2 separate regions of the Homo sapiens genome follow, and region 1 is linked to region 2. Evidence: read pairs that join two places in POLR2A ChIA-PET (ENCODE). Cell type or tissue: PC-9. All regions are shown on one strand.

The links. ChIA-PET counts read pairs that join two places held together with the same protein. Peaks named below come from ENCODE experiments on the same cell type or tissue, not always from the same donor. Only the 100,000 strongest peaks of a DNase experiment are listed, where the experiment ranks them.
Region 1: POLR2A ChIA-PET joins it to region 2 with 6 read pairs; 2 of 35 experiments call an interaction of 5 or more read pairs at or near these places.

What each region holds. Positions count from the first base shown.
Region 1 is chr1:52,985,132-52,989,131 of GRCh38, reverse strand. SCP2 (sterol carrier protein 2) reads right to left here. Exons shown (of 16, transcript NM_002979.5): 11 at 996-1,103. Among named protein-coding and RNA genes, the nearest start is that of SCP2, 60 kb to the right of the region's middle. In PC-9, no CTCF peak of the experiment used is centred here; no DNase peak of the experiment used is centred here.
Region 2 is chr1:53,045,428-53,049,427 of GRCh38, reverse strand. It overlaps SCP2 (sterol carrier protein 2), which reads right to left. Exons shown (of 16, transcript NM_002979.5): 15 at 1,491-1,570. Among named protein-coding and RNA genes, the nearest start is that of PODN, 15 kb to the left of the region's middle. In PC-9, no CTCF peak of the experiment used is centred here; a DNase peak (open chromatin) is centred at 1,537; H3K27ac peaks cover 3,293 bases.

The sequences.
Region 1 (4,000 bases), 60 kb after region 2:
ACTTAGGAATAAGTGTATGGAAACAATAACACAAAAGATAGGAGAAGGTAAATAGATAGGCAGCTGTAAAAATCTTACGTTATATACAAAATGGCATAACACTATTTGAAGGTAGACTGTGATATATTAAAAATGCATGTTGTGGCCGTGTGTGGCCCATGCCGGTAATCCCAGCACTCTGGGAGGCTGAGGCAGGTGGATCACTTGAGGTCAGGAGTTCAAGACCAGCCTGGCCAACATGGTGAAACTCCATCTCTACTAAAAAAAAAAATACAAAAATTAGCTGGGCATGGTGGCACAAGCCTGTAGTCCCAGCTACTCAGGAGGCTAAGGCAGGAGAATGGCTTGAACCCGGGAGGCAGGGGCTGCAATGAGCCGAAATTGTGCCACTTCTTTCCAGCCTGGGCAACAGAGCGAGACTCCATCTCAAAAAAAAAAAAAAAGAAAAGAAAGAAAGAAAAAAGGAATTGCATGGTGAGGTTTGGGCTTAATTTTTTATTTAAAAAAACAGAAACCACATTGTACAAGTTTGTCATTTTATAATTAAGGAATTAAAAGTTAAAGTGATTGACTGATAAAAATAGTTTCACACGGCCAGCCAGTCAACAGCAGAGCCATAGTAAAATTCTTACTTTATAAATTCTAGTCCAGTTGTCTCAAGAGAAAATAATTTCCATGCAATGTCAACCATGTATACAACTACATATAAATAACATGCTCATTTCAAATGATTCTTATTTAGCAGGTCTAGTAAGATCTCTATTTGGAAACATCCTGAATTTAGTTTTAATTAATTCAAATTCTCATCAATTAATGAAGATTATTTAAGTGTGCTCTACTTAATGGAACATCAAAAATATTGAAGCTAAACAATCATTTAAAGCACCAGCTACCAAGTTCAGAGAATATAATCTTTCATTCAAATGAAAGACTAACTCATTCACACTTAAGGAAAAAATGATTTTAAAATGTATGAAATCTGTATGTAGCATTACCTGTAGCGCCTAGTGGGTGTCCCTTTGAAATCAGTCCACCACTAGGATTTATGACCCACTTTCCTCCATATGTATTATCTCCTCTATCAACCAGCGTTGCACCTTGTCCTATAGAAGAAAAAATAGTATTCACAAATATTAATAGTAACAATAGAACAAATGATATGCTTTTATAAGATTTCCATATAGCCAAGAATTTCTTGGAGCAAATATTTCTTAACAGTTCAAACTAACAATAATTTGACATAAGCACTTTTAAAAGTAATAAATACTTACATTTTCAGAACATTTCCTGTATGAAACAAAAGCTCCTATTAGTTCCTTAGAGCTCTCTGACTTCCAAAATTGCTCTAAATATGGTAGAGATTCAGAGAACTAGGAGAATAGAACTGAAATGGATATAATGCTATAACTAAAATAACTGTCAGCTTTAAAAATGCATAATTTTGCCAAAATGTGTTCTTTTCTATTTTCATCTGTACTGCTATATACTATATAAGTATTTTTAATAAATATGGAAAAACAGGAGAAAAAAGGCACTTTCATAAAATGAAGAGAAATGTCTGAAAACACTGTTGAGCCACAAAAGTAAGGTTAAAGAAAAAATTACTTCACATGCTTGGTGGCTTCAATGTTCCTGTCAATTTCCTGGTCATTTGGTCATTCTTCCAGATGCTTAAGAAGTAAATAAAAATGGATGTATTGTATAAAATTGTCTTCCACATCTATTTACGATAAAGTAATAAGATGTGGACGCTCCAAATAATGATAGTAATGATGGTGGCAATGCTGTCAAAGGTAGCTAATAGCTTTGAGCACTCACTCTGGGTCAGCTCTTGTTCTAATTATTTTCTGTATATATAGTCAGCATCCATGGGTTCCACATCATGGATTCAACCATCCACAAATCAAAAATATTCAGAAGAGGCAGGGCACCATGGCTGATGCCTGTAATCCCAGAACTTTGGGAGGCCGAGGCAGGTAGATCACCTGAGGTCAGGAGTTCGAGACCAGCCTGGCCAACATGGTGAAACCCCATCTCTACTAAAAATACAAAAATTAGCCAGGCATGGTGGTGCACCCCTGGGCGACAAGAGCAAAACTCTGTCTCAAAAAAAAAAAAAAAAAAATATATATATATATATATATACAGAAGAAAAAAATTACAAAAAGCAAAACTTCAATTTGTATGTGCTGAGTACTACATTGAATCCATGTGAATGAAGTGATATGTAGTTATTATACGTAATCTAGAGATTATTTAAAATATACAGGAGGGTGTGCATAGGTTATATGCAAAAATTATGCCATTTTATATAAGCAGCTTCCATGGATTTTGGTATCTGTGGGAGGTCTTAGAAAAAAAACCCCACAGATACTGAGTGATGACTATTTATAAAATTTAATATTCAATCCTATGAAGTAGGTGCTATCATTCTCATTTCCTAGATGAGAAAACAGACAGAGATATTAAGAAATCAACCAAGGCAACAGCAAGAGATCTAGGATTAATACTCAGGGAGCCTGGCTCCACAGCCTGTGTTCTCAGCTAATATATTATATTGCCTTCAAAAACAAAAGTTCCTCTGTTGGTAAAATGAAATACACTAATCACAGGATTTTAGATGACTGACACTTCTAATTTGGCTTTAAATCTAGGTTATAGATAAAACCATTGGCTAAGGCATTCTCTCTTTTATTTTTTGGTATGTTTCTACCTTGGAAATTGCTCTGAGGCTCTAGTCATAAGAGATAAATCTATCTACTATTGCTACTTACAAACTGCTAAATATTGTTTCTGTAGCAAGTAATAGCAAACTAAACACAAGCTAACCCCTAAAAGTGAATAATTCACTACACTTTTCCTATAATATATACAATCTTGTAAAGTATTAAAAGATTCCAAAGGGAAGTTATCTTGAACTCATCAACTAAAAATATTCAGAGATTAAAGTACTGTAAATGAACGCTCTCCCCTAGCATAGATAGGAAAACAAATGCATACGCTTTTGGAAAACAATTATTATACCTGTTCTGTACCAAAAACTAAACTAGGAACTTATGGATACAATAGTGAACCAAACGAAAATCCCTACTATCATGGAGTTTAAGTTATGTGGGGAGAGGGGTGAGGAAAAGACAGACAATATATAAAATAAGTAAAGAAATATGTAAAGTGGTGATAAATGCCAAGGGAAAAAAGAAAGCAGGGAAAGGGTATAGGACACATTGAGACAAGGAAGATGGAGGTGAGTGGTTTATATTTCAAACAAAGTGATCGGAGAAGGCTTCCACTGAGAAGGACATTAGTCAAAGACCTGAAGGGAGTGAGAGAGCAAATCATGTATGTTTGGAACAAAGGCCCTGAAACAGGAGCGAGCTTCCAGTGCTTGAAGAAGGAAGCCAATGTGGCTGCAGCAGAGTAGAAGATTCAGAGAAAAGCAGAGGAAGTCAGAGATGGGAGTGGGGAGTAAGGAGGACAGATCATATTTGGCTTGTTCGTCTGAGTGAGTTGAGAAACTACTGGGTTTTGAATGAATTAATGAACTGATTTGCTGCACATTCTAGCTTCAGTCTGGAGAGACAAGGCAGAAGCACGGGACCAGCCATAAGACTCCAACAATAATATAAATGAGAAACGATGCTGTTCTGCACTAGGCTGGCAGTGACAAAAGTGGTGAGATGTGGTCATATTCTGGATTTATTTTGAAGGTAGAGTCCATAGCCAACAGGACTTAGAGATAGATTTAATGATGATTGTGAGAGAGAGAAAAGAATTCAAGCCTGATGGTTTCCAGTTTAAGCAACAGGAGGATGGGGAAGACTGAGGGAGGAGAAAGTTTGAAAAATATCCATAGCTCAATTTTGGACTTAGGTTTGAGATGCTTATGAGACATCCAAAGAAACCCCTAAAAAGTAGGCAGCTGGATTCTTGAGTCTAGAGGTTGGAGAAGCAGTTCAAGCAAGGAGTATAAGTTTGAAAGTAATCATTTTGGCCAGGCCTG
Region 2 (4,000 bases):
ATTTAACGATTTCCAGTCAAATCCTCTGGAAATCCTCTGAGCATAAGGGAAGTCCATTAGCACATTAATAGAAAGGTCTGCTATTTTTATCTTTAATTCCTTTGGGTGTTAACAGGTGCTGAAGGAAAATAAGCTGACACCTTGCCCCCAAAATGGGCAGTACAAAGATAAATTGAGAGAATGAAGGCAGCTGATGTGTGAAGTCTGAACAGCCTGCCAAAGCTGTGCATGGCATGTGCAGTGGGTGGGAAGGAGGATGACAGCCAGCTCCTATACTGGTGGCCTCTGTTCTGTCCAGATTTCTGGAGCAGGCTCAGTGGAAATGTCAGTGCCAATGGTGTGTATTCAGCTGAAACATCACAGATGCAAATTTCTCACTTGTCATGGCATCAACTAAAATGTGCTTGGTTACGTAGAAAAAGCATTTTAAAAAAGCAAGTGGGAGTGAGATTTAGTTGTTTTATCCAATCTTGGAAATTACCAGAGAACCACAGGAATAAAACCTAAAACAAACCAGACTGAGACAACAGAAAAAATTAAGTTACATTGGAAAGAAACGTCTTAGTTTCTTTTTTATTAATGGAAAGCTCAGTATATATCAAGTTGACAGAAAGCTCACTATATCAAGTCCATTCAACACTGCAGCTGAAGAGCCTAAGAGGACCCTTGACAATTTGGGGACTAGGAAAATCTATACAAGGCATAAACACACTTTAGACAAATGCAATTTAGTCCAACAGTTGTTTACAGAATACCTAAAAACATCAGATACTGTGCTAAATTCTGGAAACATAAAGACAAATAAGATGTGCTTTGATGCTTTGAGACACTCACAGCCTAACAGGGAAGAGAGAGAGGCATATTATGACTAACATAACACAACAGGCACTAAGCTGGCAGTCCAGTACGTGGCTCAGGAGAGGGACTGGTTACAGCTCCCCAGCAACTTGGAAAGAGGTCCTTGGAGATAATATCTGAGCTAATTTTGAAAGACAAGTCATTTGTCAGGTAAGGACAGGTCAGGCAAAAAGAAGAGCATGGGCAAATAAATGGAATGTAAAAGGTCAGGCCTTTGTTCATGCCACCCCTCCCTCCTCCTGGAACACTCCTACTTTCCGCCTGGGTACTAAGCTCAAGAGCTGCTTCCTCTGTGGTGCTCTCCCTGATGGCCCAGAGAGATATGGCTGCTCCTGCCTTCATCCTCCCCTGACCACAAGCCAGGTGTGGCACCTTGGATCTCTGGCTGCACTGACTCTTTTACACATCTGTGGATGCCCTGAGCGTGGGAACTTTCTTACTCTTCTGGGCACTTCCAGCACACAAGACAGTGTGTGGCACACAGCTTGCTCCACAGACGTCTGTCAACTGTTTGGGGAACACTGAGTTTTGTGAGTCTGACCACTTTGCACTTTAGAGTCTGAGTCAGGAGATGGAGTAGAAAGGGCTGAAAGACCTACCTACTAGCAGGATATAAGCTCCATCATACTTACCGACTGAGGATTCATTTTACCAGTCATTAAAGCCAGGAAGTCTGAGTCAGCCATTGTGATTGTGCAGTCAGCCTTCTTATCTAAAACAGATACACAGGAGAAGGAAGGAGAATAGGAGGTGTTCAGTTTCACATATACATTTTTGTCAAGAGCCACTGACTGCAACAGAATTATAACCAGCACTGAGGCAGTGTGGGGAAATGGGCACTCACATATACTTCTATGGCAGCCTGGTAAAATGTGACATAAACCACAAGCAATCCTGATATTTAACAAGACGGAATTGATTAAATAAATTATGGTATATTCAAATAGTGAGGTATGATACAAGCCACAATAAGAAATGATATGGATCTGGATTTACTGACATGAAAAAATGTTCATGTTACATTATTCATGATATTATTATATAAGCCAGTTACAAAAGAAACTGTATGATGCCATTTTTGCTTAAAACAGAATTCAACTATATAAACATAGAAAAACATCTGTAAACTTAAGACACCAATATATTACTAATAGTAACTGTGACAGACTCTAAGGTGACCCTCCTGGTGTACATCCCCTTCCTTCCAGTGTGAGTAGAACCTGTGACTTGCTTCTAGCTAACAGAATATGGCAAAGATAATGAGATGTCACTCTTGTCATTTTGTTACATTAAATGATTCTACCTTGCTAGCAGACTCATTCTTGCTCTCCTGCTGGCTCTGAATGAGCTCACTGCTATGTTGTGGACTTCCTATGGAGAGGGCCACGTGGCAGGGAACTGGCCGTTAGGAGCTGAGGGCCAGCTCTGGCCTATAGCCAGTAAAAGAGGGAAGCTATCATTCCCAAGGCCACAGGGAAATGAATTCTGCCAGCAACCTGAATGAACTTGGACATGGATCCTTCCCCATTGAAGCCTCCAGATGAGAGCCCAGCCCTGGCCAAAAGCTTAACTGTAGCCTTGTGTGACTCTATGCAGAGGACCCAGCTAAGCTGTCCTCAGCCTACTTATCCATGGAAACTGTGGGCTAATAAATGTGGGCATTGTTTTAAGCTACTAAATTTGTGGCAATTTGTTATGCAGTAATAGAAAATGAATACGGTTCTCTAGATCAAGGGTTAACAAACTTTCTGTAACAGATCAGACACTAAATATTTTAGGCTTTGCAGGTCAGTAGGTCTCTATCACAACTACCCAATTCTGCCCCTGTAGTGCAAAAGCAGTCATAGATAATATATAAACAAATGTTGGCTATGTTCCAATAAAATTATTTTAAACAGGTGGCAGACAGAGGGAGGAGAAGATATTTGCAACTCATATATCTCTGACAAACAACTCATATACAGACTATATGAAGAACTCCTTTCTAAGGTACAGTGGATTACAGGAAAAGATAAAAAAAAGAACTCCTACTGCTCAACTAGAAAAGGTTAGACGATCCAATATAAAAATGAGCAAATGACACATGTAGGCATTATATAAAAGAAGATCTCCAAATGGCCAAGAAACACATGAAACAGTGCTTCACTTCATTAATCATCAGAAAATTCACATTAAAATCATGATGAGTGCCACATACCTACTAGAACAAATGGCTGAAATTTAAAAAAAAAAAAAAAAAGACAATACCCAGTGTTAGTGAGGATGGGAAACAAATGAAAGGTCAACATAATACCAGAAAGACTGTAAAATGATGCAGCCACTTTCAGAAAACAGTCTGGAAGTTTCACATAAAGCTAAACATACACATACTATATGAACTAGCAATCCTATTCCTAGGTATTTACCGAAGAAAAATGAAAACTTACGTCCACACAAAAACCTGTATGTGAATGCTTATAGTGGCTTTAAGATTCATACTTGCCAAAAGCTGGAAAAAACCCAAATGTGCATCAACTGGTGAAGGGGTAACCATTCAGCAGCAAAAAAGAATAAAATACTTCATGATCCATGCAACAGCATGAATAAATTTCAGTGAAAGAAGGAGGCTCAAAAAGCTACATACTGTATCATTTCATGTGTATGACTTCCTAAGGAAAGCAAAACTACAGGGAGAGAAATCAAACTAGTGGCTAAAAGGGCCTGAGGGGGCTGACTATAGAGGGACATGAGGACACTTTCTGGGGTAATGGAAACTGTCTGTATCTTGATTTCTGGTGATAGTTACACAACTGTATGCATTTGTCTAAATTCACAGAATTATACATCTAAAAAGGGTTGATTTTATTGTTTATTGTTAATTGTACATCAATTAACCTGATTTTTAAAAAAACCTGGCAAGTACCAAGTACTGTCAAAAATGTGGAGGAACTAAAACTCTCATGTAATATGGAAGGAAATGTAAAATAGTACATCCATACCCAAAACCTGCACTTTATCACCTAGCCCTGGGTGCGTGTCCAGTAGAAGTAAGTACGATGGAAATGTCCACTAAAAGACATCTATAAGAATATTCATAACAACTTTATTCATCAGGCTCCCAGATTGAAACAATGCAAAGATACATCAAATGCACAAGGAATAA